Regions from separate parts of the Homo sapiens genome. Here region 2 is linked to region 1. A link is a loop called in an ENCODE intact Hi-C map of the cell type or tissue named here. Cell type or tissue: psoas muscle. All regions are shown on one strand. Each heading gives the region's core, and the rest is flanking DNA. Links, peaks and the distances in the headings are about the cores only. Region 1 overlaps ACACB (acetyl-CoA carboxylase beta). Region 2 overlaps ACACB (acetyl-CoA carboxylase beta).

What was found. Hi-C counts contacts between places; a loop is a spot of excess contacts. Peaks named below come from ENCODE experiments on the same cell type or tissue, not always from the same donor. Only the 100,000 strongest peaks of a DNase experiment are listed, where the experiment ranks them.
Region 2: a loop joins it to region 1, with 1.9 times the contacts of the local background. A loop is called at or near these places in 10 of 110 quality-filtered maps.

What each region holds. Positions count from the first base shown.
Region 1 is chr12:109,221,804-109,238,271 of GRCh38, reverse strand. It overlaps ACACB (acetyl-CoA carboxylase beta), which reads right to left. Exons shown (of 53, transcript NM_001093.4): 25 at 15,652-15,765; 26 at 15,360-15,473; 27 at 14,368-14,457; 28 at 10,783-10,901; 29 at 5,466-5,603; 30 at 4,425-4,524; 31 at 4,227-4,334; 32 at 2,903-2,959; 33 at 2,625-2,666; 34 at 892-1,107. Among named protein-coding and RNA genes, the nearest start is that of FOXN4, 79 kb to the left of the region's middle. In psoas muscle, for the core only: no CTCF peak of the experiment used is centred there; DNase peaks (open chromatin) are centred at 7,117 and 9,275; H3K27ac peaks cover 1,635 bases.
Region 2 is chr12:109,165,300-109,181,767 of GRCh38, reverse strand. ACACB (acetyl-CoA carboxylase beta) reads right to left here. Exons shown (of 53, transcript NM_001093.4): 3 at 14,775-14,907; 4 at 13,734-13,872; 5 at 9,854-9,963; 6 at 9,412-9,493; 7 at 7,538-7,636; 8 at 5,728-5,837; 9 at 5,505-5,615; 10 at 2,471-2,680; 11 at 1,681-1,851. Among named protein-coding and RNA genes, the nearest start is that of ACACB, 57 kb to the right of the region's middle. In psoas muscle, for the core only: no CTCF peak of the experiment used is centred there; no DNase peak of the experiment used is centred there; H3K27ac peaks cover 708 bases.

The sequences.
Region 1 (16,468 bases), core at 3,923-11,922:
ACAAGTGACTGACCAATTAAAGAATAATATATTCAAATGATCTGTCCACTCTCAGCTCTTATCTGCAACTTATGCCTACAACTCTAGGTTTCAGGGACGGAATTGTGTCTAGAAACAGTCAACAACTAAGCTGGCCCCTCAGTGACAGGATTCTCGGTCCTTGCGCTAGGTTCTTAAAAATCGTTTTCAGTCTTATTTAAAATTTTCACAATATAATCATGGATTACTTCTGTTTCTTTTTTTCTTTTTTTTTTTTTTTTGTGATAGGGTCTCACTCTATCCCCCAGGCTGAAGTACAAGGGCTCCATCTCAGCTCACTGCAACCTCCGCCTCTCAGGTTCAAGCGATTCTCATGCCTCGGCCTCCTGAGTAGCTGGAATTACAGGTGTACGCCACCACGCCCAGGTAATTTTTGTATTTTTAGTAGACACAGGGTTTCACCATGTTGGCCAGGCTGGTTTTGAACCCCTGACCTCAAGTGATCCGCCCACCTCAGCCTCCCAAAGTACTGGGATTACAGGCATGGGTCACTGCACCCGGCCATGGATTACTTTTCTAAATGCAAGAAACAATGGAAAACGATCACTCAGTCAGCAAATATTAAGAAATTCCCTGAACAAACCAGTATTTTTCTATCCTGGAAATTTTCTTCTCATGCGCAGAGACCCACATAATACAAGAAACAGATCCAAGTGCCACCAGCCTGGACGTGATCACAGGCCACTTTGCTGTCCGCCTCCTGCCCTGGACTGGAGCATAGCAAGGGCAGGACCCTGGGTGTTGGTGTACTCTCCATCCCCAGCATGCAGCCCAGGACCCAGCACAGAGCAGGAATGTAAGGAAGGGAGGGCCAGGTTCTGAGAGAGGAAGAAATGCTCTGCGACATCTTACCTTTGTGATCAGGTCAGAGTGCCTGATGATGGCGCGGATGAAGAACCTATGGTCCGTCACTTCCACACCTTCCTTCACCTTGGCAGCACCCAGGTAAAGGTGCATCTTGTGGTTGGCACAGGGCACGGCGGTCAGATCGAAGTTACGCATCCGGTTAAGTTCCAGCTGGAAGGCCAGGGCAGGTTCCAAGTGACGGTAAATGCGATCTTCTGCAAACTGTAGGCGGACCAGAGAGAGAAGACAGACACATACACACACAGCGTGACGTTGGAGCTGCGTCCCTGCTTGGTCCACACCCTACTCTGCAGACCCCTGGTGTCCATGGGTTTGGCACTCAGGAATGCAGCATTCATGATGTTCCCTAATTGTAAGCTACCCCCAGGGCTCCAGATATTTGGGGTTTTGCTAAGATCTGAGGAGAGCTATGGGCATTGCAAGCCTGTTGTGCTGGGTGCAGCGCTGGCTCCTGGGGGAACCTAGCTAGTCCCTATCACCTGCCAGCGTGACCAGGCTGTTCTCCATCTGTCACAGCCTGTGGCAATTCTCATGAAGCCACTAACCCCTGGTTTCTTGGTGGAAATTGGTCCCCGAAAAGAAAGCAACTGACAGTACTGGAAACTAAACTGAAAAAAAAAATGAAGACATTAAGAAAAGGATGTGTCTTAGCTAGAAAAATAAAGCTTTGGATAAATTAAAATGCAAAATGCTGAATTTGGTGGGGTCTTGAATCAGTGCTGGGAATAAACCTACCTGTTCTACAACAGGGATCGGTAAACGTTTTCTTAAATGGCCAGAGAGTAAATGTTTTAGGCTGATGGATCATACGGGCTCTGTCACAACTACTCAATTCTGCTACTGTTAGAGTGAAAGCCAGAGTAGACAATGTGGAATCCAACGGGTGTGGCTGTGTTCCAATAAAACTTTATTCGTAAAAACAGGCAGCTGGTCTGCAAGTGAGTTTGCCAACCACTGTTCTAGACGAGCATAAGAAAAACAGTTTGGAAAAAATGTCTTACTGAGTACATCAGCAAGTACTGAAAATTATTCAAGCAAGACAGAAACCTGTAGTGAGGCTGAAAGGGCAAGATTCTCAGGTCTGAGTGCCATGCAGGGAACAGAGGGCTCTCAATGGAAATACAATCCCAGAGGAAGACTGCAGTCTACACAAAAGTTGCTACATTCTTGAATATGGGGATGCCTTAAGGACTGCAGACTATATTCTTCATGAATATCAAAGATGCCAGGGAGCTGGGAGGCACGGTGGCATGTGCCTATAGTCCCAGCTATTCGGGAGGCTGAAGCAAGAGAATCGCTTGAGCCATAAGTTCGAGTCCAGCCTGGGCAACATAGTGAGACCCCATCTCTTTTTTTTCCTTTTTTTTGAGACAGAGTCTCACTCTGTCACCCAGGCTAGAGTGCAGTGGAATCACCTTGGCTCACTGAAACCTCTATTTCCCAGGTTCAAGCAATCCTCCCACCTCAGCCTCCCAAGTAGCTGGGACCACAGGCTTGCATCACAATGCCAGGCTGATTTTTTAATTTTTTTGTAGAGACAGGGTCTCACTATATAACCCAGGCTGGTCTAGAACTCCTGAGCTCAAGCAAACCTCCTGCCTCAGCCTCCCAAAGTGCTAGGATTACGGGCTTGAGCCACCACACCCGGCCCCATCCCATCTCTTAAAAAATAAAACAAGATGCTAGAGAAGAGAAAACATCATTACTTTTGGCCATACCTCATCTCTTGCTCTGAATGTGAAAAACTTGGGAAATTCTTTCTGCAAAAAGAAATCCACACACAAGACAATTAAATCAAGCAAGACGCACTGAAATATGTACATCCTTATTTAGTGATTGTAAACGATTACATTCACTTCTAGAATGAATCATTTGGAAATCCTTCTCCTTTCTAATGATCTCTTTCACCCAAATCTACAAAATAAATATCAAATAAATGGCACACACCAAGGCTTGGAGAATGGGAAAGACTCATAGAGATGAACTGTGAACTAACCTCTTGGGCAATCAAGAATGTGATTCGTCGGAGTCCATAATCCACAAGGATATTTTTCTGCATTAAAAACCAAAGACACAATGGAATATTATTTGGCCGTAAAAGGAACTGAAGTATTGCTGCATGTTACCACACGGATGAACCTGTAAACATTATGCTAAGTGGAAGATGTCAATCATAAGAGACCTCCTGTGATCTGATTCCATTTATATGAAACGTCCAGAATAGGCAAATCTATATAGAGAGAAAGTAGATTAGTGGTTGCCTAGGGCTGTGGTGGGGAGAGGGTTTTTGGGTTGGGGACAGAGGGGAGTGACTGCTAACAGGTACAGGGTTTTTCTATGGAGTGATGAGAATGTCCTAAAATTGATTCTGGTGATGGTTGTACAACCTGGTGAATATACTAAAAATATATTAAATTGTACACTTTTTTTCTTATTTCTTCTAAAAAAAAAAACAGGATACATGTGCAGAACGTGCAGGCTTGTTACACAGGTATATATGTGCCATGGTGGTTTGCTGCACCTACCGACCTGTCCTCTAAGTTCCCTCCCCTCGGCCCCCACCCCCCGACAGGCCCCGGTGTGCGTTGTTACCCTCCCTCTGCCCATGTGTTCTCAATGTTCAGCTCCCACTTATGAGTGAGCACATGCGGTGTTTGGTTTTCTGTTCTTGTGTTAGTTTGCTGAGGATGATGGCTTCCAGCTTCATCCATGTCCCCGCAAAGGACATGATCTCATTCTTTTTTATGGCTGCAAAACTGCACACTTTAAATGGGTGAATTGTGTAGTATGTCAATGATGTCTCAATAAAGCTGTTATTAAAAAGATAATTAAAAAATATCACATTGTATACTGTAAATATATATAATTTTTTTTGAGACAGGGTCTCGCTCTGTCCCCCAGGCTGAAATACAATGGCATCACAGGCTTACAGAGCAACCTGCTGTTATTGGCACACTTGGTCATCAATGTAAGTAGCCATTTTAAAACTGCCAGTTTCTGGATTATTCCAACAAAAACACTCCCAGAAAATCTCCAAACTATTTATTGGGTGTGCCCTCCGTACCTGGGACTGGCTAAGCCGTGTATATACTTTGTCATTGAATCATTGCAACACCGTGAGCGAGAGAAATGCTGACCCCACGTTCAGCCACATCTGCCCAAGGTCGCCAGCTATGAGGCGAGCAGAGCTAGAGTGGGAAGCCAGGTCTGTGGCTCTGAAGTACTCAGCACGCCTGCCTCCCCAAGGGCCGCCTCGACGAGCCCAGCCCCTCCTCCTTCTCCAAGAACCCCCACCAAAACCAGAGGCACGCCCAGAGTACCTTGGACTGTACGAATGTCCGTAAAATCGGCACCAGTGCCTCATCCTCCAGGTGGTCTGCACACTGGATGGACACATTCAGAATGTGGATGGGCTCTTCTCTGAGGCTCTGAGAGGGAGAAGCAAGGGGTAGGGCTGGAAAGCCTGGGGGCCACGGCCCACCTGCTCCCCAGGTTGCTCCCTGGGCTTAGACGCTTACCTTGCAGTCATCCTCGGAGTATAGGGAGGTGCGGGCCTCGCTGAAGAGGGGGGTGTCTTTGGGCACGTTGGCGAAGCAAGAGATGACTTCATCAAAATTTCTGGGGGTGCGGGTAGAGAGGGAGGGCTGAGGGGCTGCTGACCCATGGGGATGAGGTCAAGCTTCCAAGCCAGGCAGCAGGGAACGCCAGACCCTCCCAATTTCCCAGCCAACACCCTTTGATCTTATCCAACTCTACAGAGCTCAGGAGGTTCCCTGTCTACTTTGTCCAGAGCACCCGTGATGGGGTCCTTCCCAAAAGGGAAGAATGAACCTAAGTGATCTGTGATCAGGAATACAGGGAAGGATTCCAGCGCTTTCAGGCATCAGCTGGGCTTGAGATCAACTCTTGGCTCCCATTTTTACTGGCTGGGAGATCCTAGAAACCTCACCTCACCCCGAGTCAAAGAAAGGTAATAAGAGTAATCCCTATGCCTCATGAGGCTGTTGTGAAAATTCCACAAGATACTCCAAGCACAAAGCAGAACACACAGTGAAAGGCTGAAAAAAGACTATAACAGTAACTATTGAGAGCTAACATTTAGTCACTATATTATCTGCATACTAATTATACTTTAAATATGTTATTTCACATATGTTATCTCATTTAATTCTCATGGCGCACCTATGAAGTGAGTCCTTTATTATTCCCATTTTACAGATAAGAAAACGAAGGTATGGAGAGGTAAAAATATTTTGCTCAGTCTCTTAGTTAGAAAGCACATAGCCAGAATTCAAACCAGGCAAGCTGACACGCAGGCTCACACTCTTGGCTACGATGCTCTTATTATTCTGTTGTTATTGATGTGCTGTGCCAGGCAAGCTGACATGTAGGCTCATACTCTTGGCTACAATGCTATTATTATTCTGTTGTTATTGACATGCTGTGCCACGTGTCTGGGTCTCTCCCACCCCATCTGTCCAGTGAATTGGGGGGGGATTCAAGGGAAGTCTGCCCAGCCCCCATGCTCAGGGTGTTGGAGACCGGGCCATGCTGGGTACCTGGTGAAGTCCTCGAATCTCCTGAAGGCTACCATGGCTCCCATGCGCTGGCACAGTGGGGAGAAGCCGCTGTCCATGAAGAGCTCTGTGCTGTGCCTCAGCAGGTCAGGGTTGGTGATGCTGATGGGCACGGTCATCCTGTAAGGTGATGGCAAGTCGGGGATGAGGCAGCTGCTTGCAGACCCAACTCTACGAGCTGCTCCTACTCCTGAAGCTTCAGTGAGCTGGACCAGATTTAGAGCTCTTCCAAATGGGGGCTTAAAATGGGCAGGGGATGAGACAATGGCTGGGGCCGGGGCCTGAGGAGGGTCTCATCTGATCCCTCAGGACCTGGTGAAGAGTAAGAGCTCAACAAGTGTAGGAATCAATGATTCATGCATGAGAGTCCAGTCTCAACACAGTCCCGAGGGGAGCCCCAAGTGCTGAACTTGACCACAGAGAAGAAACACTCCCAGCATCAATTTCTCCTGGAGAAATCCACCAGCCCCAGGCAGCTGGTGAGGCAGTCAGGCTTGGTCCTGACGGACACTCCAGTCCTCTGCTCCCTGTAATCCCTCCATCAAACTTGCCCTTGGGACAAAGTCAGCAGCCTTCTGGAGTTTAGACAACGATGCTCCCAGAACTGGCTGCTCACCAGCAGCAAATCTCAATGGGCCACCTGAGGTTGTTAGAATTGGGCCTTGGAATCAGATACGGGAGGGGTAATGAAATGGTGTGCAGGAAGTCAGCACAGCAGGCCCCACACTGCTCTTCTGAGAAAGGAGACCTGCTTGCTTGCAAGGACAGCCCTTGGCTGGCCTCTGGGAACTTGGACTTGGGGAAGGTTCCTATCGTTCCCTGAAGGTGACAAGGGGGGCTCACTGTGCCTCAACTGTTTGCACAAACAGTGTGGTTTATGCTGAACACCTGCTTTCTTCTGCAAGCCTGAGATTTCGATGCAGAGCAGAGGGTGATGTGACCAGCCACCAATCCCTGGTGCGGGGCTGGAAGACAACCCTTCACTTGTGTTGTCACAACTCCTTGCTGGGGGAATGAAGTGCACCCTGCGTGAATCCACTGGGAGAGGACCCTGGCAGCACACCTGCTTTCCTCTGGACTTCACCCTGATGCCTTCTGCCTTGGCTAACTGCTTTGTATCCTTGCCCCCTAATAAGTCAGAGCTATAAGCATGACTATGTCCCGAGACCTGTGAGTTCTCCTAGGCGATGATCGAACCTGGGGGTGCTTTTGGGGACCCTGACACAGGTGTGTGCATTCCTGTTGGGTGCTCTGAAATCACGATCATGGCCCCTCTGCTCCCCGACAGCTCAATCCAGGGGTCACAAACTTGCAGTGGCAGTGTGGCTGAATGCCACTCACAGAATGACTTTGGTCCATGCAGCATTTTAATAACATACATGAATTAACATGTGTTCATGTATTCATTTAACATGAATTACCTGTCCCCATTGAAAAATGGAAGGACTTCAGGTTAAAAAAAAATAGATTTCCTGCTTCTGCTGGAAAAAATCATGGAGAAGTCTGGTTGTGATGGTCAGTTTCCTGCAGGGCAACAGTGGGCAGAGCTAGGACAGCAGCCCCATCGCAGGGGGATGTAGCCAGTTCCCACCCAGCACAGAGGTCCAGGTCCAGGCTGCAGCTGGCACAAAGCCCTGCCAACTTCTCATCTGACCTTCCCTTGGGTCTCGGTGACCTAAAGCACCATGTGCCTGGCTCTACACACACAAGTGTTGAGGGCCAAGCCAGGCCATCTTGGGGATAGACTTTATTCCTCATGGCCCTTTACAGAGGCATTAAAGGGCTGGTTGGTGGGGGCAGCCGCAGGCAAGGTCTCTTCACAGGCCCAGAGTACATTTCTGGCACTGAGAGCAATCATGAGAATCTTAGATGGCCAGGAATCCCCCAGGGTCCTCAATGTCTCTCTGGGTCAAAAAAGGACCCTGTGCCCATACTGAAAATCACAACCAATAACCTGGATATACGTGTAGCTCACAAGGCATGACCCACAGCCCTCAGGAGAGCCGCCCTTCCCTTCCTAACAGGGCTGACTTGCTGGGACAATAAGATCAAAAGAGAAGGCCAGGCACAGGGGCTCGCGCCTATAATATCAGCACTTTGGGAGGCCGAGGCAGGAGGATCACTTGAACCCAGGAGTTCAAGACCAACCTGGGCCACATAGTGAGACCCCCATCTCTGCAAAAAAATATTTTTAAAGAATTAGCCAGGTGTGGTGGCGCAAGCCTGTGGTCCCAGCTACACAGGGAGCTGAGGTGGGAGGATCACATGAGCCCAGGAGTTCAAGGCTGTAGTGAGCTATGATCACACCACTGCACTCTAGCCTGGGTGACAGAACTAGACTCTGTCTCTAAACAACCAAACAAAAAAATCAAAAGAGTCCTTCTCAGGAGTAGACAGCTACAAAATATCTTACACCACCACTGCTCTCCAAATCCCCAGAATGACCCCAGGCTGCAAGCAGTCAGTCCCCTTTCTCTCAATGGGGTAAAATGTCACAATCCTATTTTTGGAAATAAGAAGGGTAAAAACAAATAACTAGGAAAGGCAGTGCCTCGTGGGGAAGCCCCCTTTTCTTCATCCAAAACATAGCAGCATCTTTCTTCTTAAAACCAACAGGAAAAGAAAGTTATTTTAAAAATCCTAAGAGGCCAGAAAAATCCCCGCTTCACCAAAGCATGAACCCTATTGCCTGTACAGATCTGATCAACCGAACTCCCAAATCACAATGACATCAATGCCGCCGTAGGTAAGGCCTTGGGCACCCCCATAAGAACTAAAACCAGAGGGGTGAGGGAGCGTGAGAGAGAACACTTCGAATCCCAAGGAGACATAATTACTTTAAGAGAAGGTATCCCACTCTACCTGACCTAAATGGTATTAATACTTTGGGTCCTGAAACAAGATGGACTGAAAAAAAGACTGTGAGTGAGGAACTCAGACACATCAGATATTTTTAGGTGAGCCAGGCATGGTGGCGCCTGTCATCCCATCACTTTGGGAGGCTGAGGTGGACAGATCATTTGAGGTTAGGAGTTCCAGACCAACCTGGTCAATGCAGTGAAACCCCATCTCTACTAAAATTACAAAAAAAAGTAGTGGGGCTTGGTGGTGCATGACTGTGGTCCCAGCTACTCAGGAGGCTGAGGCAGGAGAATCGCTTGAACCCAGGAGGCGGAGGCTGCAGTGAGCTGAGATCGCGCCGTTGCACTCCAGCCTGGGTGACAGAGTGAGACTCCATCTCAAAAAAATCAAAAAAAGATATTCTCAGGTGAGAACACTGAGGGTATCTACTGAACTACAGCTCTTGGACAGCAGACTACAGTGGACACAGACAGGACAGGTGCCCTCACACCTGGCTCAGAGGGCCCCTGAATGCTGTGGAAAGGACTTGGAGGTGAGAGTGTGGCCTGGGCTCAAATTCCCACTCCACGTGCACAAGCAGCTCAGCCTAGGTCAGGTGAGGGCCCAGGGCTCCCATCTGTAAAACGAGGATGAGAACACATTTTTGGCCGATAGAGGATAAGAGCTGAATAAAATAAGAGTGTGGGCTGGGCACGGTGGCTCACGCCTGTAATCCCAGCACTTTGGGAGGCCAAGGCGGGTGGATCATCTGAGGTCAGGCATTCAAGATCAGCCTGGCTGACATGATGAAACCCCATCTCTACTAAAAATATAAAAATTAGCCGAGCATGGTGGTGTGCGCCTGTAGTCCCAGCTACTCGGGAGGCTGAGGCAGGAGAATCGCTTGAATCTGGGAGCTGAGATTGTGCCACTGGCACTCCAGCCTGGGCAACAGAGCGAGACTCCATCTCAAAAAAAATAAATAAATAAAAGAGTGTGGGAGCACTGAGCAGAGTGCCCAGGCCAATGGCATGCCACTAGATGGTAATAACAGCGTTAGTCATGATCATCTCCGGGATCACTTACAGTCAACAACTTCCTTTGTGCCAGGCACTGTCTAAAATGCTACATGTGCCTTATCTCATGACTCTTCCCAATGGCTTGGGTGGCATTGTCTACTAGAACTTTCTACCATGACAGAATGTTCTAGAACTCCACTGTCAAATAATATGGCAGCCATGAGCCACCCAGTATGACTGAGAAGCTGAATTTTTTTTTTTTTTTTTTTTGAGACAGAGTTTCGCTCTGTCACCCAGGCTGGAGTGCAGTGGCACAATCTTGGCTCACTGCAACCTCTGCCTCCCAGGTTTAAGAGATTCTCATCCCTCAGCCTCCCGAGTAACCTGGGATTACAGGGGTGTGCCACCACGCCTGGCAAATTTTTATATTTTTAGTAGAGATGGGGTTTCACCAAGTTGGCCGGGCTGGTGTCAAACTCCAGGCCTCAAGTTCCTGATCTGCCCCCTTCAGCCCTCCGAAGTGCTAGGATTACAGGTGTGGGCCACCATGGCTGGCTCATTTGCATTCTTTGTTTTTTCTCTTTTTTTTTTTTGAGATGGACTCTTGCTCTGTCACCCAGGCTGGCGTGTAGTGGTGCAATCTCAGCTCACTGCAACCTCTGCCTCCCGGGTTCGAGCAGTTCTCCCTCAGCCTCCCGGGTACCTGGGATTACCAGTGCACACCACCATGCCAGGCTAATTTTTGTATTTTTTTTAGTAGAGATAGGGTTTCACCATGTTGGCCAGGCTGGTCTCGAACCCCTGACCTTGTGATCCACCCACCTCAGCCTCCCAAAGTGCTGAGATTACAGGTGTGAGCCACTACTGTGTTTGGCCTCTTTTTTTTTTTTTTTTTGAGACGGAGTCTCGCTTCTTCGCCCAGGCTGGAGTGCAGTGGGGCAATCTCAGCTCACTGACTCACTCTGCCTCCCGGGTTCAAGTGATCCTCCTGCCTCAGCCTCCCCAGTAGCTGGGATTACAGGCATGTGCCACCACGCCCGGCTAATTTTTGTATTTTTAGTAGAGATGGGGTTTCACCATGTTGGCCAGGCTGGTCTGGAACTCCTGACCTCAAGTGATCTGCCCGCCTCGGCCCCCCAAAGTGCTGGGATTACAGGCATGAGCCACCGCGCCTGGCCCATGTGCATTCATTTTAATGTAAATAGGCACACATGGCTACTGTACTGAACAGTGCAGGTGTAGGAGGTGGGCTCTGCATTATCACCATGTTAGAGGGGAGAAAATGGCGCTGCAGGGAGCTCCCACAGGGGAAGTGCTTATCGCTGATGTCTCCCCAGCAGCGTGCCCAAACACACTTGCCAGGTCCTTCCAGAGACAGGACGACAGAGGTCAGGAAGAACAGAAACACAGGCCGTCCCTGGGTGTGTCCCACTCCATACCGGTTTGGGTGGGAGGACGGCAGCATGAACTGGAATTCTACCACGCAGGTGCCGTCCGGGAGCTGCCGGTGCTGCAGGCTGTTTAACTCATAGGCGATGTAGCCCCTCCGCACGTAAACCTGACAAGGCAGAAACACACGGACATTCTCTCAGGGGCCACTGCAGAGTGTGCTCAAAAGCTGAGGGCACTCACGGGGAACAGGTACCAGAAATGACCTCTAAAATATCTATCTGTAAGCAGGCCGGGTGCAGTGGCTCAGGCCTGCAATCCAGCATTTTGGAAGGCCAGGGCAGGTAGGTCACTCGAACCCAGGAGTTCGAGACCAGTCTGGGCAACATGGCAAATCCCCATGTCTACTAAAAATACAAAAACTAGCCAGGCATGGTGGCAGGCGCCTGTAGTCCCAGCTACTCGGGAGGCTGAGGTGGGAGGATTGCTTGAGCACAGGATGTTGAGGCTGCAATGAGCTATGATAGCACCACTGCACTTCAGCCTGGGCAACAGAGAAAAATCCTTCCTCAATTAAAAAAAAAAAAAGATTTCTAAGCAGCAGTTAAGAGCAAATTTGCTCATATTTCAGAGTGTTACTAGTTACACAAAATCCACTCTAAACTCTAGAGCAGGGGTTGATAAACTTCTGTAAGAGATAGGTAGTAAATATTTTAGGCTTTGTGGGACATATCATCTTGGCTGCAACTACTCAATTCTGCTGTTAGCACGGACGTAGCTGTGGACAACATGTAAATGAATGGGTGTGGCTGCATTCTTCTTTTTTTTTTTTTTTTTTTTGAGATGGAGTTTTGTTCTTGTTGCCCAGGCTGGAGTGCAATGGCATGATCTCAGCTCACCACAACCTCCTCCTCCCAGGTTCAAGCGATTCTCCTGCCTCAGCCTCCTGAGTAGCTGGGATTACAGGCATGCACCACCATGCCTGGCTAATTTTGTATTTTTAGTAGAGACGGGGTTTCTCCATGTTGGTCAGTCTGGTCTCAAACTCCCGACCTCAGGTGATCCGCCCGCCTTGGCCTCCCAAAGTGCTGGGATTACAGGCATGAGCCACCGTACCTGGCCGCGTTCTGATAAAACTTTACAGAAACAGGTGGTGGGCCAAATATGGTCCATGGTCTATAGTTTATCAAACCCTGCTTTAGAGCAGTGCTGTCCAACAGAAATATAACACAAGCTGTGTATGTAACTTTATTTTATTTATTTACTTTTGAGACAGGGTCTCACTCCATCACCCAGGCTGGAGTACAGTGGTGAGATCATAACCCACTGCAGCCTTGAACTCCTGAGCTCAAAGGATCCTCCCACTTCAGCCTCCCAAGTAGCTGGGACTACAGGCACCACCACACCTGGCTAATTTTTTTTGTTTTTTATATTTAGTAAAGAAAGGATCTTCCTATGTTGCCCAGGCTGGTCTGCAACTCCTGAGTTCAGTGATTCTCCCACCTCAGCCTCCTAAAGAGCTGGGATTACAGGCATGAGCCACCTCACCTGGCCTATAATTTTAAATTTTCTAGTAACCACTTAGAAAAAAGATAAAAAATAATTTTAATAATATATTTTATTTCACCCCACATATGCAAATATTATCATTTCAACATGTAATCAATATAAGAAATTATTGAGATGGTTTACATTCTTTTCTCCATACAGTACTACATCTTTGGAATGGAGTGTGTATTTTCCACTTAGAGCACAGCTCGATTTAGACTGGATGCAGTTCAAGTGCTCACTAACCACACGTGGCTGGTGGCTGCCATAGTGGACAATGCAGTTCTGGAGTTTAAACACTGGAAGCTTTTCAACTGAACAGGAAATGCGGGAACTGGGCAGCAGGAGCTAATACAGCAATTAGCAGACATAATTGCTTTCCATTAAAAGACTTGCCCTTGGCCAGCACTGGGGAACTTGAATTTGGGGAAGGTTCCCACCATTCCCTGTCAAGAATGGGGTCAGGCATGGTGGCACACGCCTGTAATCCCAGCACTCTGGGGAGCCAAGGCAGGTGGATCGCGTGAGCCCAGGAATTCCAGGCCAGCCTGGATGACATGGCAAAACCCCATCTCTACTAAATATACAAAAATTAGCTGGGCGTGGTGGAAAAACAAAACAAATAAAAAAACCCAAAAGCATCCTAGAAAAATCTCTAATTGACACAAACAGCATTTAGCACTTTAAAAAGTAACTGTAAGTCAAGCATGGTGGCATGCACCTGTAGTCCAAGCTACTGGGGAGGGTGAGGCAGGAGGATCGCTTGAGCGTAGCAGTTCAAGTCCAGCCTGGTCAACACGGCAAGACCTGTCTCTAACAAAACAAAAATTGTGTTTAAAGTAACTACAGAAGAGGTGTATTAGGTCTCCCTGTTAGAAACAAAGAGTGAGGCCTGAGAAAGATTCTTCCAGAGGTGAAACCCATAGAGGAATAAAAGTTGCAGGCCCAGGAGACCCTGTGGCTGTAATATGCTAACAAGCCCAAGATGGTCTCCAGAAGACCCAGTAAACCTTCTCACTGTGTGACTCACAGGCTCCCAAGGATGCAGAAGAGAAAGTGGGGGCAACAGGGGACTGAGACTCTGAGCTCAGAAGATAAAGAATATTGGAAAAACTACTGCCAGCAAAGCAGACCCGGGTAAGAGGGCCGTGTTAAAAACATATTTTCTTAAAAAGATTCTAAAAGGGCAGCAGATTTATTGGGAGGCTGAGGCAGGCAGATCACTTGAGGTCAGGAGTTCCAGACCAGCCTGGCCAACATGGTGAAACCCTGTCTCTACTAACAATACAAAAATTAGCCAGGTGTGGTGGTGGGCGCCTGTAGGCCCAGCTACTGGGGAGGCTGAGGAAGGAGAATCATTTGAACCCAGGAGGCAGAGGCTGCAGTGAGCCGAGATAGTGCCACTGCACTCCACCCTAGGCACAAGCGAGTCTCAAAATAATAATAATAATAATAATAAAAGAGCAGATTTAAAACTCTGATTTCCTGGAACCAACACAACACTTCTTGGTTCCTGAATTCAAGAAGACCTGAATTCTTGCTCCCGGGAGCAAGACCACCTGGGATCACCTGGCTCTAATCTGGGTTTTGCTACTGGCCACGCCCTTCTACCTCATCACTCGGGGGGCAGGGGGTCACCTTAAGTTGTCACCTGGGCTCCTCTAGCTCTGGCAGTTCCAAGCAGAAAAGTCTTTCAAAGGTATTTAATGCACGTGAGTCAGAAAGTTTAGATGAGGTGCCTCAGACTTGGCTCTCAGGGATTAGTATTTAATGTGCCCTGCCTGGAAGAGGCTGGAATGACATGAGACAGCAGTGGTAACTAGCATGGAATCTGGAATGAGGCAGACCCAATAATGCAAAACCTGGTTCTGCCACTTTCTAGCTGTGTGACGTTGCATAAGTCACTTGACCTCTCTGAGCCTCAGTTCCTTCCTCTGTAAGATGGGACTATTAACATAGCTACCTTGAAGAGAAAAGGATAGGATCACATTCACCAAGGCATGTGGCCTAGGGTCAGGTGCATGGTAGCGGCAGTGAACACTAGAACTGGCATGGTCAGTGCTGTTCTCTGGGCCTCTCCTGCTTACCTCCAAGGACGCCATGCACACGACTTTGTTTGCGTGATAGAAGAAAGTAGGCAGGACGTCGAAGATGGTTGTTTCCGAAAGTATTAATTTCTAAGGGAAATGAAAAGGGGAAACAAGGAAAAGTAAATGTGAACAAGTTTCAGGTTTTTCTTTGTTTTTATTTGAGATAAACTGGAGTGCAGTGGTGTGATCATAGCTCACCGCAGCCTCAAACTCCCAGGCTGAAGCGATCTCCCCACCTCAACCTCTTGAGCAGCTGGGACTACAGCGTGCGCCAACATCGTGGCTCTTTTTTTTGTGTGTCTATTTTTTGTAGAGACAGGGTCTCACATGTTGCCCAGGCTGGCCTCAAATTCCTGGGCTTAAGTGATCCTCCAGTCTTGGCCTCCCGAGTGCTGGGATTACAGGCATGAGCCACCGTGCCCAGCCAGTGAGTAAGTTTTTTAATCACCAGTCTGATGAGTGGGGGCGGTGGGAGCAGGCAGAAGTCATGCTTTGACCACTAAAAGCGATCAGTGCCCTGCAGCGCGCTGGGCTCCTCCCCTATTTAATCATAGGAGAGCTGGTGAAGAACTCCGGGATGACGGCACCTGGGACAGGTCTCCCATCAGGCACTGAGGGGGTACCTGAGAACATGTAAATGAGCCAGAGTCCAGGAATAGGGAAGATGAGGCCGCGACTCAGCCACAGGAGGGCTCACAGCTTCCAGATATGCTCCATATGGCTGAGGTTTGTAAACTGCACCAGGTGAGCCCCCACTGCTGTCACACTGTCCTTCCTGGAGGACTGGGCTCCATGCCCACCTCTCCTAGAGTCTCCCCAGGTGACCCCTCGGGCAGCCCTGGCCACATTGGGCTGAACTGTCTGCATCTGTGGCTGTGCCCTGCACCCCACTGAGCACCTGGAGGGCAGGAGGAGCCGTTTCCCCAGAGGCCCCCACCTGGGCCACAGTGTGTGCTCTGCAGATGGTGAAAGGAAGGAGACGGGCTCACCTTGAGGTTCTCGGGGCAGAACTGGTGGCCGTACATGTCAATGGCAGACAGGAAAATGGACTCCACCTGGTTATGCCGCAGCTCGTAGGAGGGGAGGTGGGAGGCAATCAGGATCTGCAGGGGGAGGGATGGGGGCGCTGGCGTGAGCCAACCTCCCAGGGCAGAAGGCAGAGGCTCGGGCACGGGCCGGCAGCACGGTGGGACTGTGCATGGTGAGGGCTGAGCACGGTAGGGGACACATAGGAGGGTGGGGGGAAACGCACATCGTGGGGACCGCACCCTGAGACCCTACCTGCCGGGCTCTGAGGGCCACTTTGCAGTGCTCGCTTTTGCTCAGCTGAGTGAGCTCGTTGAGGATGGAGATCAGCTCGTCCGACAGGGAAGGGTCTGGGCCACACAGCTCATCCTTAGGGGACAGAAAAAGAAGCCAAATGGCTTTTCTCCAGCCCAGGGAAACATGCAGCACTCATCTCGACTTGGGGAGCACCTGCCGCAAAAGCCAGGCGGCTGCTCCACTCTCCAAACAGGCCCAGCACAGCCTGTTATGCAAACCCTCACCACTTTCTACTGTGCACCCACCCCAGTCAGTCATTCATTCACTCACTCACTCACTCACTCGGCCACCCATTCATCCACCCCACAACATGCCCTAAATGCCTGGTAAGAACAAACAAATACAACTAAGTCCCTGCCTACGTTACTATTAATAGCCAGTGATTAGGCCAGGCATGGTGGCTCACACCTATAATCCCAGCACTTTGGGTGGCTGAGGCAGGAGGATCGCTTGAGCTCAGGAGTTTGAGACCAGCCTGGGCAACAGCGCAAAACCTTGTCTCTACAAAAAAAAAAATAGAAAAATTAGCCGGGCATGGTGGCACATGCCTGTAGTCCCAGCTACTCAGAAGGCTGAGGTGGGAGGATGATTTGATCATCCCTTGGGAGGTGGAGGTTGCAGTGAGCTGAGATCGCACCACTGTACTCCAGCCTGGGCAACAGAGCCAGACTCTGTCTCCCCCCCAAAAAAAAAAAAAAAGGTCAGTGATTATCAGGCACATACTATGTGCCAGGTGGCTAGTAAACAGCTAGACCCTTTATATACAACTCCCCAA
Region 2 (16,468 bases), core at 3,597-11,596, 56 kb after region 1:
GTAGGACTGAAAATTAGTACAACCACTATGGAGGACAATATGGAGGTTCCTTAAAAAACTAAAAGTAGAACTACCAATCTAGCAATCCTACTGCTAAATATATACTCAAAAGAAAGGAAATCAGTATATCGAAGAGTATCTGTACTCCCATGTTTATTGTAGCACTATTCACAATAGCCAAGATTTGGAATCAACCTAAATGTCCATCAACAGATGATTGGATAAAGAAAATGTGGTACAGGCCAGGTGCAGTGGCTCATGCCTGTAATCCTAGCACTTTGGGAAGTTGAGGTGGGCAGATCATCTGAGGTCAGGAGTTTGAGACCAGCCTGGCCAATATGGTGAAACCCCATCTCTACTAAAAATGCAAAAATTAGCTGGGCATAGTAGTGTGCACCTGTAATCCCAACTACTAGGGAGGCTGAGGCAGGATAATTGCTTGAACCCAAGAGGTGGAGGTTGCAGTGAGCCGAGATTGCACCACTACACTCCAGCCTGGGCAACAGAGCGAGACTGCATCTCAAAAAAAAAAAAAAAAGAAAAGAAAAAGGAAAAAGAAAATGTGGTACATACACACAATGGAGTACTATTCAGACATAAAAAAGAATGAGACCATGATTTGCAACAACGTGGATGGAACTGGAGAACATTATGTTAAATGAAATAAACCAGGCAGAGAAAAACAAACTTTGCATGTTCTCACTCATTTGTGGGAGCTAAAAATTAAAACAATGGAACTCACAGACACAGAGAGTAGAATGATGGTTACCAGAGGCTGGAAAGGAAGAGGTAGGGGCATGGAAAGCGAGGATGATTAATGGGCGCAAAAATGTAGTGATTAAGAGAATGAATACGGCCTGCTATTTGATATAGTACAACAGGGTGACTACAGTCAACAATAATTTATTGTACATTTTAAAATTAACTAAAAGAGTATAATTGGAATATTCATAACACCATAACACAAAGAAAGGATAAACGCTGGAGGGGGATGGATACCCATTTACCCTGATGTGATTATTACACATTGTATGCCTGGGAGGCGGAGGCTGCAGTGAGCCGAGATCGCGCCACTGCACTCCAGCCTGGGCAACAGAGCAAGACTCCGTCTCAAAAAAACAAAAACAAAAACAAAAATCTCTTGCACCCTATAAATATACAGACTTACTATATACCCATCAAAATTAAAAATAAAAAAAAAATTTAGAGTTCCCTTTAACCCAAGAGGTTACAACTCTGGATCACATATTCTTAACAGGGATGATATTGCCTCTGAAGAGACAAATATTTGTTCTTGGGAGTGAAGAAAATCTCACTCTTTTCATGAATAAAGCACAGATATATCTACAATATCCAAACAGGTATGTGGTATATTTGTGATATTAAAATTTCACAAGACAGGGATTAGGATATAAAATGTGTCCAAAGGATCCTTGCAGGGAGTGATAATGATAACAAGGTTAAGAAACATTTCTCTAGGTCTATGAATGTCCTGAAATTGTATAAAAGATATTTTCCCAGGGAGAACTATAGCTTTTACAGATTTCTCAAAGTGCTCTTTGGCCAGTCATTCCCCTGGGACAGTCGGCCAAGAGATGGGCGGGATGGACTAATGGGAGCAGCACATGGACCCCTGACCCAGGGCAGAGAAGTCCCAGGGCCCCAAGCCCATTTTCTCACCTGTAGCTGGGCGGCCGGCAGATTAACATCAGCAATCATTTCTGTGCAGGGATGTTCCACCTGCAAGCGAGGATTCAGCTCCAAGAAGTGGAAGCTGCCATCCTGACTATAGAGGTATTCCACTGTCCCTGCACTCACATAGCCCACGGTCTTGGCCAGGCGGATGGCACACTGTGAAGAAACAGAAAGAGGCCAAGGGGGTTCCAGAGGTCTTTTCAGGGAACTGTAAATGGTGACTATCAGTTCCTTCACCAAATGCAGACTGAGCACCTGCTACATGTGAAATATTTTGGGACTGGCCAGGTGTGGTGGCTCATGCCTATCACCCTAGCGCTTAAGGAGGCCAAGGCGGGAGGATCACTTGAGGCCAGAAGTTCAAGGCCAGCCTGGGCAACATAGCAAGACTCTGTCTCTACAAAAATTTTTTTTTAAAATTAGCCAGACATGGTGACAGGTTCCTGTAGTCCCAGCTACTTGGGAGGCTGAGGTGGGAGGATCACTTGAGCCCAGGAGTTACAGGCTGCTGTGAACTATCATCGCACCACTGCACTCCAGCGTGGGCAACACAGTGAGACTCTGTCTCAAAAAAGAAAAGAAATATTTGGGGAGTTCACAGACCGGCTAATCCAATAAACCTGTGTGATGCTGAAATCACCTCTGGAATGGGCCCTCATCCCTCTTGTTAGGCACCCATGCCACCATTCAGCCACACTGACCGTAGAAAGTTCTTCCTGACTCTGAGCTGAGACGGCTCTCTCTGAAGCTGCCCCCTGGGCTCTGAGAAGTGTACCTGCTCCATGAACTCGAATATGGCCAGCGGGGCGATGGTGGCCGGTGCTTCCTCAACGATCTTCTGATGCCGCCGCTGGATGGAGCAGTCGCGACCAAACAGAGACACAGCATTCCCATACTGGTCAGCGAGGATCTGAACTTCCAGGTGACGGGCGTGCTGGGCCAGCTTCATGAGAAAGATGGGCGAGCCTGGGATCTCACTCTGTACCTGTCGGGGGAAGCAGAGCAGCCTGATCTTCATGGGGAAACCAGCTCTGGAAGCTTCTGGAAGTTCTCAGGAGAGAACATAAAACAAACGCAGTGATGTGTTTAGGGTACTCATCCAGGACTCTGCTGATCTTTTACTTTTGTTGTCTCACAGACATAATATTCTGTGGAGTCCCGACTCCACAGTAACGAGGAGAAAGGGGCCCCAGGTGGGGGACGGCCCCAGGTGGGGAAGAACAATGAACAACTGCTCGAGAGATGGCTAATCACAAACAACCCCAGGACGTAATGACCTCACAGCCCCTCCTCCAGCACCACCCTATAAAACCTCCCACCAGCCCTTGCCTCTTTGCAGACAGATCCTTCTCTGCTGTGCTGCCTGTTGCAATCTTGCAACATATTTTCATACTTCCTCCAATAAATCTGCCTTTCTTTACCTACAGCTGTCTTGGTAAATTCCTTTACCAGCTGCACCGCCAGCCCAATAGTCACTACCTGCAACATATTCTCTTTTTTAAGTCAAACTCTGTGAAATGGTAAAATCTCCCACAGTCACATCCCCTAAAGATATTGCACTGTTAAAGAGTTTGGTGTCCAAACTGGCTTTCTTCTATGCATATAGCAACACATACAGAGAAAGTTTCTTTGAATGAAAATGGGACCAAAACACACTAATCTGTGGTTGTCTTTTTCTTCCACTTACTGCACTTTCTCAGCTAGCTCTCCCGGGTGGAATCTAAGGACAAACTTACTTCATCCTGTTAAGAGCTGAAAGGCATTGTTTTATAGGCATGTCTTCTAGAGATTCTTAAAGACAATGTGAAAAGTATTCACGTGCAATGATTTCTAAGACAAATTAAGTTTAACAAATTTGCAATAATGTATAGGATGAAGTCATGCAAAAAATAATGAAACAACTGTATGAATGTCTATGTAAAAGTATATACAGTGACAGTGCTGAAAAGAGCCCCCCACCATCGGCAGCTGCTAATAGTGGTTACATCTGAGAAAGGAGAGTTGGAAGGTAATGGGGAAAAGGGTTTTTCCTTTTTTATTCTTAACACATGGCTGACTTGACTGACTCTCTACATTAAGAACATATTCATAGTGCACTCATATAAGTAAAATAAAAAAGCTTGGGCATCTGTGTGCACATGAGGGCCTGGGGTATGTGGGAACTCTCTATTCTTTCCGCTCCATTTTGCTGTGACCCTAAAACTGCTCTAATAAATAAAGTCTATTTTTTAAAAAGCAAAAAAGCTTTAAAATCTGTATGACCCCTAATGCAATATGGAATCCAGGACTGAATCCTGCAACAGGAAAGGGACATTGGTGCAAAAACAGATGAAATTCAATCTAGTCTGGAGTTTACCAAACAGAAAAGTGCCCATGTTAATCTCTTAGTTGCAAAGTTATATGAAAAATGTTAACGAGTGAAACCGGGCGAAGGATAGATGTGAACTTTCTGTACTGCTGCTGCAACTTCCCTTTTAATATCAATTCTTCCCCCCACCCAAATCCCCAAAACACTTGTACACCCCAACAGCGATACAATGGTAGTGAAACTGCTGCTTTATACAACATTCACATATTATACCAAGAGTGGTATAATTAGTAAAACTCCTAGAAAGCAATGTACTGATATGTGTTTCAAAGTGCATGTAAAGTGTGTGCTATTTAACTAAGTCTTTCTCCCCAAGTCTTTATCCAAGAAAATAATTAAGAAGAAAAAAGAGCTAAGTGTTATTTATAGTACTAAATATCACATTATACTGTGGTATTATTATTCATAATAACAAAGTAGAAATAAGCTAAACATTTAACAAAAAAGGAAAGGTTTCATAAATAAGGCTATTGCCACACATAAAATATTGAGTAATCATCAAAATAATTGCCAAGGCAGGAATAACATAATAATATTCATGATCTACAATTTGGAATGTGTTAAATGCAGAGCAAAATTTCGTGTAGACTGAATACAGCTCTTTAAAATATACATATGAAGAAGGTCTAGAAGAAAAGCTAGAAATATTAAAATAGCTTTAAGAATGGGAAGATTGTCAGTATAAATGTTTTCTAAACATTGCTGATAACGGACATAAGGTTTTAAAAGAGGAAAACTAGCTACCAGTAAGTAAATGTGCAATTCGTTCCTACAGTTAAAATTGATCAGGCAGGGCGCAGCGGATCACACCTGTAATCCCAGCACTTTGGGAGGCCAGGGCGGGTGGATCACTCAAGGCCAAGAGTTTGAGACCAGCCCAGCCAACATGGTGAAACTCTGTCTCTACTAAAAAGACAAAAATGAGCTGCGTGTGGTGGCACACGCCTGTAATCCCAGCTACTCAGGAGGCTGAGGCACTAGAATTGTTTGAACCTGGAAGGCAGAGGTTGCAGTGAGCTGAGATTGTGCCACTGCACTCCAGCCTGGGTGACAGAGTGAACTCTGTCTCAAAAATAAAATAAAATAGACCATCTAGAAACATTAGAAATAACAAGAGTACTAATATTTATAAAATATCCCATTCCTCTATAGGCCAATATAGTCACAAACAGCTATTTTGATCCTGTATCTCTGAAATCATTTCTAGATACACTGATTTATAGACTTGAACTACCTAAAAGATTCTGTCAAGATCGACACAAAACCATGGGCTTTTCTGAGTAAAAATGTACGCGTTTGTTGCAAAATACGATACAACGATACATCCAGCTCCTACAAATGTCTTCTTGACTGTCACAGAATAATGCTAAGAGAAATAATCTGGCAGCCCACAAACAATTCCCAAAGACAGATGCGAAAAGACACAGCAAGAACTGCTCACTTGTCTGAAAAGGATCGGGAAGTCCTCCGCACTCTCAGCCTTCCGGATTCCCTTCCCTCCGCCACCTTCAGAAGCTTTGATCATCAATGGAAAACCAATTCTTTCTGCTGCCTGGGTGCAAAGGACAAACAGACCTCTTTAGAGGTTAGCCAGTTGCCAACTGCTACCAGGACAGAGGCAGTTCGGTTCTGGCTCCCCTGGCCCCCACAGGCTCTGCATTTACCTCCAAGCCCTCATCTACGTCTTTCACGCAACCCTTGTCATAAACATCTTCTGGGACACTGATTCTTTTTCCCTGCTGCAGATCATCTTCTGTCCACTCCACTGTCAGGCCTGGAGAGTCACAAAGAAACCTGATTCCTCCCAAATCCAGGAGAAACACACACAACCCAGAAACCACAGCGCCTCTCCCTGCTGACATAGTGCTAGACCTGGGCTTCTGGACCAGCGGAATACAGACACTCCCTTCAGCTTCTCACAATGGCTTTTCATTTCCTCAAGAACTAACCCAACCTTGAATGAGAAATCAAGCTTAAGAAACTAACTGCCAGGCGTGGTGGCTCATGCTTATAATCCCAGCACTTTGGGAGGCTGAGGTGGGGGGAATCGCTTGAACCCAGGACTTTAAGACCAACCCTGGCAACATAGTGAGACCTTGTCTTTACAAAAAAAATTTTATAATTAGCCAGGCATGGTGGCATGGGCCTGTAGTCCCAGCTACTCGGGAGGCTGATACAGGAGGATCACTTGAGCTCAGGAGGTCAAGACTGCTGTGAGCTATGATCATGCCACTACAGTTTGGCCTGGGTGACAGAGTGAGACCCTGTCTCGAAAACAAAACAACAAAAAAGGAAAGAAACTCAGACTGAGTCGACCAACAACAACCATATTAATCTAAATCCAAAAAAAAATCCCAATTCTACCTTATGGAGTCATTTATATGTGAATAATTATTTCCCAACACCATGCAAAGATTTAACAAATGAAAGCAAATTTTCCATCCCAAATTTAAAATTCAACTTTTGGGGGGGGAAAAAAAAACAAATTTAATAGGAAACTTTTGAGACGGTCCTATTTATTTTTTAATTTGTCCTAGAAACTCCACTGTTAGGAATTTATCCTAAGAAAATTATTAAAATGCACACATAAATTTAGCTGTAAGATTATCAAAGCTCCATTCCTTTGAATATTTTTTAAATTAGAAAAAATAAATTGGAAACAACCTAAATTGTTTAACCATGAGGACTGTTAAGTAAATTATGATACATCCATAAGATATAATCCTATGCAGGCATCTTAAATGGTGTAAAGTGTATTTTTTACATAGAAAGATATTCATTAGTGAGGAAAAAAAAAGTCACAAACTAGGAAATGTAAGATGGGTTGTTGTTTCCTTTTAAAGACAGGGTCTCATCACCCAGGCTGGAGTGCAGTGGTGCCACCATAGTTCACTGTAACCTCGACCTCCTAGGCTCAAGCCACCCTCCTGCCTCAGCCTCCTCAGTAGTTGGGACTACAGGTATGCACCACCATAACCAGTTAATTTTTTTTTTTTTTACTTTTTCTGGAGATGGGGTCTTGCTATGTTGCCCAGGCTGGTCTTGAACTCCTGGCTTCAAGTGATCCTCCTCCCTCAGCCTCTGAAAGCACTGGGTTGGGGGGTTGGGTTACAGACATGAGCCACTGGCCAAGATCTGTCTTTTTTTTTTTTTTTTCCCAAAGAATATGGCCAGAAAAAGGTTGGAAAGGTAGATACCTACAATGTAATAAATGTTCAACACTGGGTCATAGGATTATGAATGATTTCCATTTCTTTTTTGTACTTCTTGTATTTTCTAAATTGCCTACAATAAATTATACCACTTGTTTACTAATTTAAAATTTTAAAATATTTTGCTAATGACTAAAAAATAAAAGTAAGTAACATTTGTAATGGAAAGAATTGTTACAAGCATACTTCTGTCACCCTGACCGTTCACATTATCAAGACTGGGCTGAGAAGCTCCCCCAGAGGGAAGCTCGGGGTCCCTTACCGCTTCCACTCCAGGGCAGGGTTGGGACCTGTAGCGTCTGGGCGACAACGGTGGAGGCGATCTTATCTCCTAAGGCCCACATGGCCTCACTGGGAGGGCCTGAGGAATCGGGGACAAGAAGGGAAGCAGAATCCGGTCAGTCACAAGACCCTCGAGGCTGAAGGCCGACCGAGTGCACGGTGGTGGGGCCAGGTAAGGAGCAGATGACAGAGAAAATTCTCTGGTCCCAGCTCTCAAGGAGCTTAACCTCATGTCAGGGAAGAAAAATAATCTGTTAGTCTGCTATTGCATCAGTCAACTTTCAACGTATGTGGATTGTAAACCTGTTGTGAGTTACAACCTAGGCTACAGTGGCATATACAAAATTCACTTTGGAGGGAAGGCAGAAAGCTAGATCAAAGAGGTAAGCTAGGAGCTCAAAGAGCTGGACCATAGGTTAGCAAACTCTTTCTATAAAGAGCCAGATGGGAAATACTTTCAGTTGTGCGAGCCTGCAGGTCTCTGTCACAATGACTCAACTTTGCCAGTGTTGGGTGAAAGCAGCCATAGGCAATACATAAACGAATAAGCACGACCATGTTTTAATAAAACTTTATTTACAAAGGCAAGCCATAGGCTGGATTTGGCCTATGAGCTGTAGTTTGTCCAGTGGGCTGGATCATCAACCTCCAGAGGAATTAAGACTGATAATGAGAGTCCTGGGTAACTGTCAGACAGGACAGATGCCCACATGTACTCAGAGTCCACAGACAAAGAAAACGTCAATGGGCATGGGACTCCCGGCTGTACCTCAGGTGAATATCATGTATTGATCCGCACTGAGTTGCTTCACATTTGGGCAAGACTGTTTTCAGACCCACCGGTAAGGAGAAGCAGGGATTTATTACATGATAGTAAATGATTCCCCTAAACTACACAAGGACATGGACATAATTACATGTGCAAATTTGTTATATAGGTAAACTTATGTCACAGGGGTTTGTGGTACAGATTATTTCATCACCCAGGTACCAAGCCTAGTATCCAATAGTTATTTTTTCTGCTTTTCTCCCTCCTCTCGCCTTTCACCCTCAAGTAGTGTCTGCTGTTCCCTCTTTGTGTCCATATGTTCTCATCATTTAGCTCCCACTTATAAGTGAGAACATTTAATATTTGGTTTTCTGTTCCTGTGTTAGTTTGCTAAGGATAACGGCCTCCAGCTCCATCCATGTTCCCACAAAAGACATAATCTCAGTATTTTTGATGGCTGCATAGTATTCCATGGTGTATATGTACCACATTTTCTTTATCCAATCTGTTATTGATGGGCATTTAGGTTGACTCCATGCCTTTGCTACTGTGAATAGTGCTGCAATAAACATTCGTGTTCATGCGTCTTTATGGTCGAATGATTTTAAATTCCTCTGGGTATATACCCAGTAACAGGATTGCTGGGTTAAACGGTAGTTCTATTTTTGGCTCTTTGAGGAATTGCCTCACTGTTTTCCACAATGGGTGAACTAGTTTACACTCCCACCAACAGTGCATAAGCGTTCCCTTTTCTCCACAATCTCAGAATCTGTCAAGAAATGGTATCTCACTCTGGTTTTGACTTGCCTTTCTCTAATGATCAGTGATGTTGAGCTTTTTTTCATATGCTTGTTGGCTGCCTGTGTGTCTTCCTTTGAAAAGCGGGCAGCTCCTAATTCCATGAGTTGGCAGATTAGCTATGTGCCCTTCCACCCTGGGACTCACTCACTCCTCACGACAGAAGTGTGAGGTGGGAAATCAAACGGACCTCCGCTTTACAGGACAGGAGGAGAAAGAGGGTCAGACCCAGCAGAGTGTCCCAGCAATACCCCAATTCCCATGTATCTGATGGGGACACACTCTACCTAAGAAAGCAACTCCATTCTTGCACAGCAGCTCCGGAAGTTTAGGGTTTTCTGAAGCATGGCCCCAGCCAGCCCACACCGCCTGCAAACACAGAAAGGGGTGAGCAACAATCTTCCTTCAAGAATATGCCTCCCAGCCAGGTGCAGTAACTCACGCCTATAACCCCAGCAGTTTGGGAGGCCAAGGCAGGAGGATCACTTGAGCCCAGGAGTTCGAGACCAGCCTGGCCAACATGGCGAGATCCTGTCTATAAAATTTTTTTTTAAAAACAGAATGTGCTTCGCCTCACTTGAACACTCTTTTCTGTGTTACATCAGCCCAGGAATTTGGAGCCTTGTGGGATCTGGACCCTCCACCCCTTGTGAACTGTGGAATTGAACTAGAACCTAGGGGCATCATCCCACACTCAGGGGCCACACTTGGGCACCCCAGTCCATCTACCTGCACGGGGATTCTCTTGGCAATGTCCACAATCAGCTCCACGTTGGCATAGTTGTTGTTATTGGGCCCTCCTGGGACGGGGACGTAATGATCCGCCATCTTGATGTACTCTGAAATTAAATGGGAGGGAGAAGGAAGGAACTGCTGACAGACTGACATCAATGGCAGAACATTACAAGATGTGACTATGTACAGCCATGGAAAGCAGAACCATGCAGATTTCTATGGTAACAATGGACAAACATGTATGAAAATGTAAAGAGAAGGCCAGGCGTGGTGGCTCACGCCTGTAATCCCAGCACTTTGGGAGGCCGAGGCAGGCAGATGGCCTGAGGCCAGGAGTTCGAAACCGGCCTGGGCAACATGGTGAAATTCTGTCTCTACTAAAAATACAAAAATTAGCCAGGCGTGGTGGTGGGCACCTGTAATCCAAGGTACTCAGGAGGCTGAGGTAGGAGAATCGCTTGAACCCAGGAGGCGGAGGTAGCAGTGAGCTGAGATCACACCACTGCACTCCAGCCTGGGTGACAGAACGAGACTCTGTCTAATAAAAAAAAAAAAGAAAGAAAATGTAAAGAAAATGAAATATGATTTTAATTATGTGATACAGATATGTTTCTGGACAAGGCCTGGAAGGCCTGGAAAGGAACGAAGGAAGAAGGAAGTAATCTGTCAACAGACTGGGATTAGAGGTGGGTTTTTAAAAAAAGTCCTATTTAAAGTTTATCTTAATATTGTTTTACCATTAAATAATATAATAGGGCTGGGCACGGTGGTGCACGCCTGACATCCCAGCACTTTGGGAGGCAGAGGCAGGAGGATCACTTGAGGCCAAGAATTCAAGACCAGTTTGGGCAACACACAGAGACTTTGTCTCCACAAAAAAAAAAAAAAAAAAAAATCCAAAAAAAGTAGCCAGGAATGGTGGTGCATGCCTATAGTCCCAGCTACTTGGGAGGCCAAGGCAGGAGGATCACTTGAGCCTAGAAGGTCGAGGCTACAATGAGTCGTGATCATGTCACTGCGCTCCAGCCTGGGTGACAGAGCAAGGCCCTGTCTCAAAAAACAAACAAACAAACAAAAATACAATACAGAGTTTTAAATTATGGTAAAAAAAAAAACACACACAAAATTTACCATCTTAACCATTTTTGAGTGTACAGTTCAATAGTGAAGTATATTTATATTGTGAAACAGATGTCCACAACTTTTTCATTTTATGAATCTGAAGCTCTATACTCATGAACAACTCCCTTTCTCTCCCTCCCTCATGTCCTTGGCAACCAACGATCTTCTCTCTCTCTATGAATTGCACTACTCTAGTTACCCCTTCTACATGGAATCATGCAGTATTTGTCTTTTTGTGACTGGCTTATTTCACTTTTTGTGACCAGCATAACGTCCTCAAGGTTCATCTGTGTTGTAACATATGACGGGATTTCCTTCCTTTTTAAGGCTGAACATAACGCAATGTTTTGATTTTAAAATACTCATGCTCTTTAAGCCAGAAGTTCCATGTCTAGGAATATGTCCTTAAAAAAACACACGCTGGCTGGGCGCGGTGGCTGACACCTGTAATCCCAGCACTTTGGGAGGCTGAGGCGGGCAGATCACCTGAAGTCAGGAGTTCAAGACTAGCCTGGCCAACATGGTGAAACTCCATCTCCACTAAAAATACAAAAATTAGCCAGTCGTGGTGGTACATGCCTGAAGTCCCAGCTACTTGGGAGGCTGAGGCACAAGAATTGCTTGAACCCGGGAGGTAGAGCAAGACTCCATCTCAGAAAAAAAGCAACAACAAACAAACAAACAAAAACCCACACATCAATGAGGCCAAAGTCAGAGAACAGCCACTGAGCAGTGTTTTGGACTAGGAAAAGTTAGACTCAATCCAAACACAGGGGTTGGGACATCTGTACTATAGAATTGCTAAGATCCTGAAATTGAACAATGTGGCACTTTATATGCAAACACAGAAAGAAATCCCAGAGCAGCTGCTCCTTCCGGCCTGCCTGCCTCCTATGTTTATCAAACACAGAAGTGTCGGCCAACGGGGAGATTCCAGAGATGATGAAGTGAGCGGCCAGACAGGCTTCCTGGTCCTTGTCCAGTTTTTCTTTTATGTTGGAGAAGATAAACAAGAAAATAAACACAATAACTACAGACTCCGGTCAGTGCTGGGAAGAAAATAAATGAGGTTCTCTGAGAGAGATGCGATGATCATGTTGAGACCTACAGGCTGGGTGGGGAGGGAGTCCACTGCACAAAGGGCTCTGGGAGAAGCACCTTCAATAGAGGTTCCAGCAGGTGCCAAGACTCTGCAACAGGCCCAGGAGCTACCAGAGGTCAGGGTGACTGGTACCCGGCTGATGGAGGGCAAGAGGTTCAAGATGGAGCCAGGAGGGGACTTAATAGGCCTGGGTGACAATTTTGAATTTTAGACTAACCAAGATGGGAGGACCCACTGGATGATGCTCTGAACCCAGACCAGGGTTCCCATCCCACCCGCATCACATGATGGTTGTGTGACCCTGGACAAGTGATAAATTCACATCCCTGTGCCTCGACTGTGCCATCTGTAAAACAGAGCTGTAAGTAACAAATGAGGCCATGTCTGTGAAGAGCTTGGGGCAGGAAGGCTTAGGGGATGGTGCTGAGGTTGCTAATATTGGGAACAGCACACAGCCTCTGATGCATTTTAAGGAGAAGCACAAAAAGACCTGAAGACCTGACTTATGTTGGTTTTTGTTTTGCTTTTTTTTTTTTTTTTTTGAGACAGTCTCACTCTGTCGCCCAGGCCGCAGTGCAGTGGAGTGATCTCAGCCTACTGCAACCTCCGCCTCCTGGATTCAAGCAATTCTCCTGCCTCAGCCTCCTGAAGAGCTGGGACTACAGGCACCTGCCACCATGCCCGGCAAATTTTTGGGAGGTATTTTTAGTAGAGATGGGGTTCCACCACATTGGGCAGGCTGATCTCAAAACTCCTGGCCTCAAGTGATTCGCCCATCTTGGCCTCCCAAAGTGCTGGGATTACAGGCGTGAGCCACTGTGCTCGGACCTGAGTTATGCTTTTAGGTTTATGTTGTTTTATTTGAGACAGAGTCTCAGTCTGTTTCCCAGGCTGGAATGCAGCGGTGTAATCACAGCTCACTGCAGCCTAGACCCCCTGGGCTGAAGCGATCCTCCCACCTCAGCTTCCTGAGTAGCTGAGACTACAGGTGCGTGCCACTATACCCAGTTAATTTTTTTATTTTTATTTTTTGTAGAGACAGGGTCTTATTATGTTACCCAGGCTGCTCTCAAACTCAAGGGCTCAAGCAATCCTCCCACCTTAGCCTCCCAAAGTGCTGGGATTACAGGGGTGAGCCAGCGCTCTGGCTGAGGTTTTTGTTTTTAACAACCTTCAGAAAATACAGCAGAAGAAGTTATGCTTTTAAAAGGTCACTTTGGCTGCTGTGGGGAGTAGGGCCTATAAAAGGATAAGACTGTTCAGGAAAAAAGTAAATCATCCAACAGTTGTTTATAGAATGATTCATTATAATAAACTTAGGCAAATGAACGGAAGAATGAACAAATGATTGAAATACAATTACATACACCTGCAGGAGAAACAGCCCCCAATCTGCTAGAACACAGACATTTCTCAAAGATCGAATTTCCTCTCTGCATGTTAACCATCTGCATTTTTGTAAGGCACATGAGTTGTTCTTGATGTCAGCAGACATTTTAATTAAATAAAGAAGGAAGGACAAATAAATACAGACTCATGAGAGGTCCTGACCATCGGGAGTCCAGGATGGACTTGCCTAGGCACAGGGGAAGGAGGCGAGGGCAGGCAAGGATGGAGCGTGATGGGAGGAGAGGGTCAAGGCCCAGGTACCTGCGTTGGCCTTAAGGTCCTCGGGGGTCACCATCACAACAAACCGGATGGCCCGCTCGTTGCGGAACATCTCATAGGCCCACCTGCGGATGGAGCGCATGCACTTCACGGCGGCAATCCCGTTGTTGGCAATAAGCACCTGCATGGGAAGACAAGGAAGGAGCTGTAGATGCACATCTACCTGCGCTGGGGGCCACGTGCTACCCCGAGTCCACCTCACAGCTGCAGAGCCTCCTGCAGCCCCCGCAGCACATCATTCCTCTTGGTATTTCTATGTATTTCCATGGCACACACCCCAGCACAGAGCAGGAGCTCAAAGTCTGCCATCCACATGAATGGATCATCAAATGGATGGATGGATGGATGGCTGTTTGTCTGAAATATATATATATATATATATATATATATATATACACATACATATATTTTTTTTTTTGAGACAGAGTCTTGCTCTGTCACCCAGGCTGGAGTACAGTGGTGCAATCACAGCTCACTGCAGCTTCGACCTTCCAGCTTCAAGTGATCCTCCCACCTCAGCCTCCCGAGTAGCTGGGACTACAGGTGTACACCACCACATCCTGCTAATTTTTTAATTTTTTTGCAGAGACAGGATTTTGTCATGTCGTCCATGCTGGTCTTGAACTTGAACACAAACCCAGGCTGGGCCCAAATGATCTGCCCACCTCACCCTCCCAAAGTGCTGGGATTACAGGCATGAGCCACTGTGCCGAGCCCAGTGAATGATTTTTTTTTTATTCCTTTGGTGTCATTGTGATCACCCTTAACACTTTTTGAGTGTTTTACAGTACAATGTGTTTTACCTGTCTTATTTCATTTCATCCTCACAATAGCCCTTTGAAAGAGGCTTCACTATTATTTCTATTTGAGGGTTAAACTATTAAAACTCAGAGGAGCGTGGCCCTCACCCCCTCTCTGCAGCAGGCAGAATGAGCCTGAACCCGAATCTCCCACCTCCAGCTGAGAGGAGGGGCCCCTGCACCCCAATCGGACCCCACCCAGAGTGCCGAGACCCATCTGTACCTTCTCGATGACCCGATCCCCCCCAAAGCGTGTGACAAACTCAGCGGGAGAAGCCACGGTAAAGTCTCTGTGCAGGTCCAGCTTCTTGTGTTCCCGTCCCCTCTTCACCAGGTGGAGTCCCGACATGCTCGGCCTGCAGAATAAGAATGAGGGACAGACGTGCATGAGGGAAGAAGCCTGGGACTCAGAGCTCGGCACCTGTAAAGCCAGTGGAGCAGAGGAGCCAAACTGCACCAGAGCCCCCCTGCTTTGCACTTGCTCTCCAGAGCCCCTGAAGCAATTTACAAGGAGGCTCAAGGGCAGGAAGCACCTTCGGTTTTTTTTTTTTTTTTTTTTTTTTTTTTGAGACGGGATCTCATTCTGTCACCTAGGCTAGTATGCAGTGGTGCAATCGTGGCTCGCTGCAGCCTCGACCTCCTTGGGTAGCTGGGACCACAGAGGGCACTACCAAGCCCAGCCGACTTTTAAACATTTTTGTAGAGATGGGGTCTCACTATGTTGCCCAGGCTCGTCCAAACTCTTGATGTCAAGTGACGTCAAAGCCTTTCAAAGCATTGGGATTACAGGCGTGAACCACTGTACCCAACTGAAAGCACCTTAAGAGGCCAGCTAAGGTACCAGCACATGAACTAGAAGGAGCAGTTTCTTCTACCTGTCCCAAGGTGGATGTTTAGATTTTTAATCCTAAGTTAATTTTTACTTTACATGCCCATTGTTTAGGAACCTGAATAATACTAAAAAACTTATAACAAGGGTGAGAGTTTTATGATCAGGGAAGAAGTCCACACATTCTAATCGTTCCGACTTGTTACATGGTATTAATATCTTTCATGTACTTTTCTACATTTGTATTTCAGAAGTTTTTAAGTTTTCTTTTTTGTAGAGACAGGGGTCTCACTTTGTTGCCCAGGCTGGTCTTGAACTCCTGGCTTCAAGTGATCCTCCCACCTCGGCCTTCCAAAATACAGGCATGAGCCACCACGCCCAGCCCACAAAATTTCTTTAGAAAACTGAAAACAATTTTTTAAATGTTTAACAACAAAACAGGTTTCCTGCTCTGTCCCTCCACACCAGAGGAAACTGATGCTGATTTTTTCTAGCAATTACACATCTCCATAGTCCTAAACAACAAGTGTATGCAATCTTGTGAGTCATCCATGTGAGACAGCATCTATGGCCTTCCCATCCTGAGAGATGTGAATTTAGTTATCTCACAAGGCCACCCCATCGGCTCCCCTCCACCAGCTGGTCAATACCATAGAAGTCTACTGTAATTTAGCAAACTGGGTATTCAATGTTTTACTTGTTTGTGATCATTATTCACATATGAAGTTTGTGATCATTATTCACATATGAGAGCTGCAGTGTACCAGATTTTAGTTCCTTTCTTTTTGCCTTTTCCTGGAGTTAATGATTTTTTTCCTTTACTTAGTGTTCCTTGTACCTGTTGCTAAATCACCCCACTCCTCCTAATAGATTCCCAGTACACATAAGATAATTGATCAGGCCACATGCAGTGGCTCATACCTGTAATCCCAGCACTTCGGGAGGCCAAGGCAGGAGGACTGCTTGAGACCAGGAGTTCGAGACCAGCCTGGGCAATGTAGCAAGACCCCATCTCATTAAAAATAATAATAATAAATAATTGATCAGTTCTGTTTTTTTCCACTGGTGACATCTCTCCTGAAGGCCTC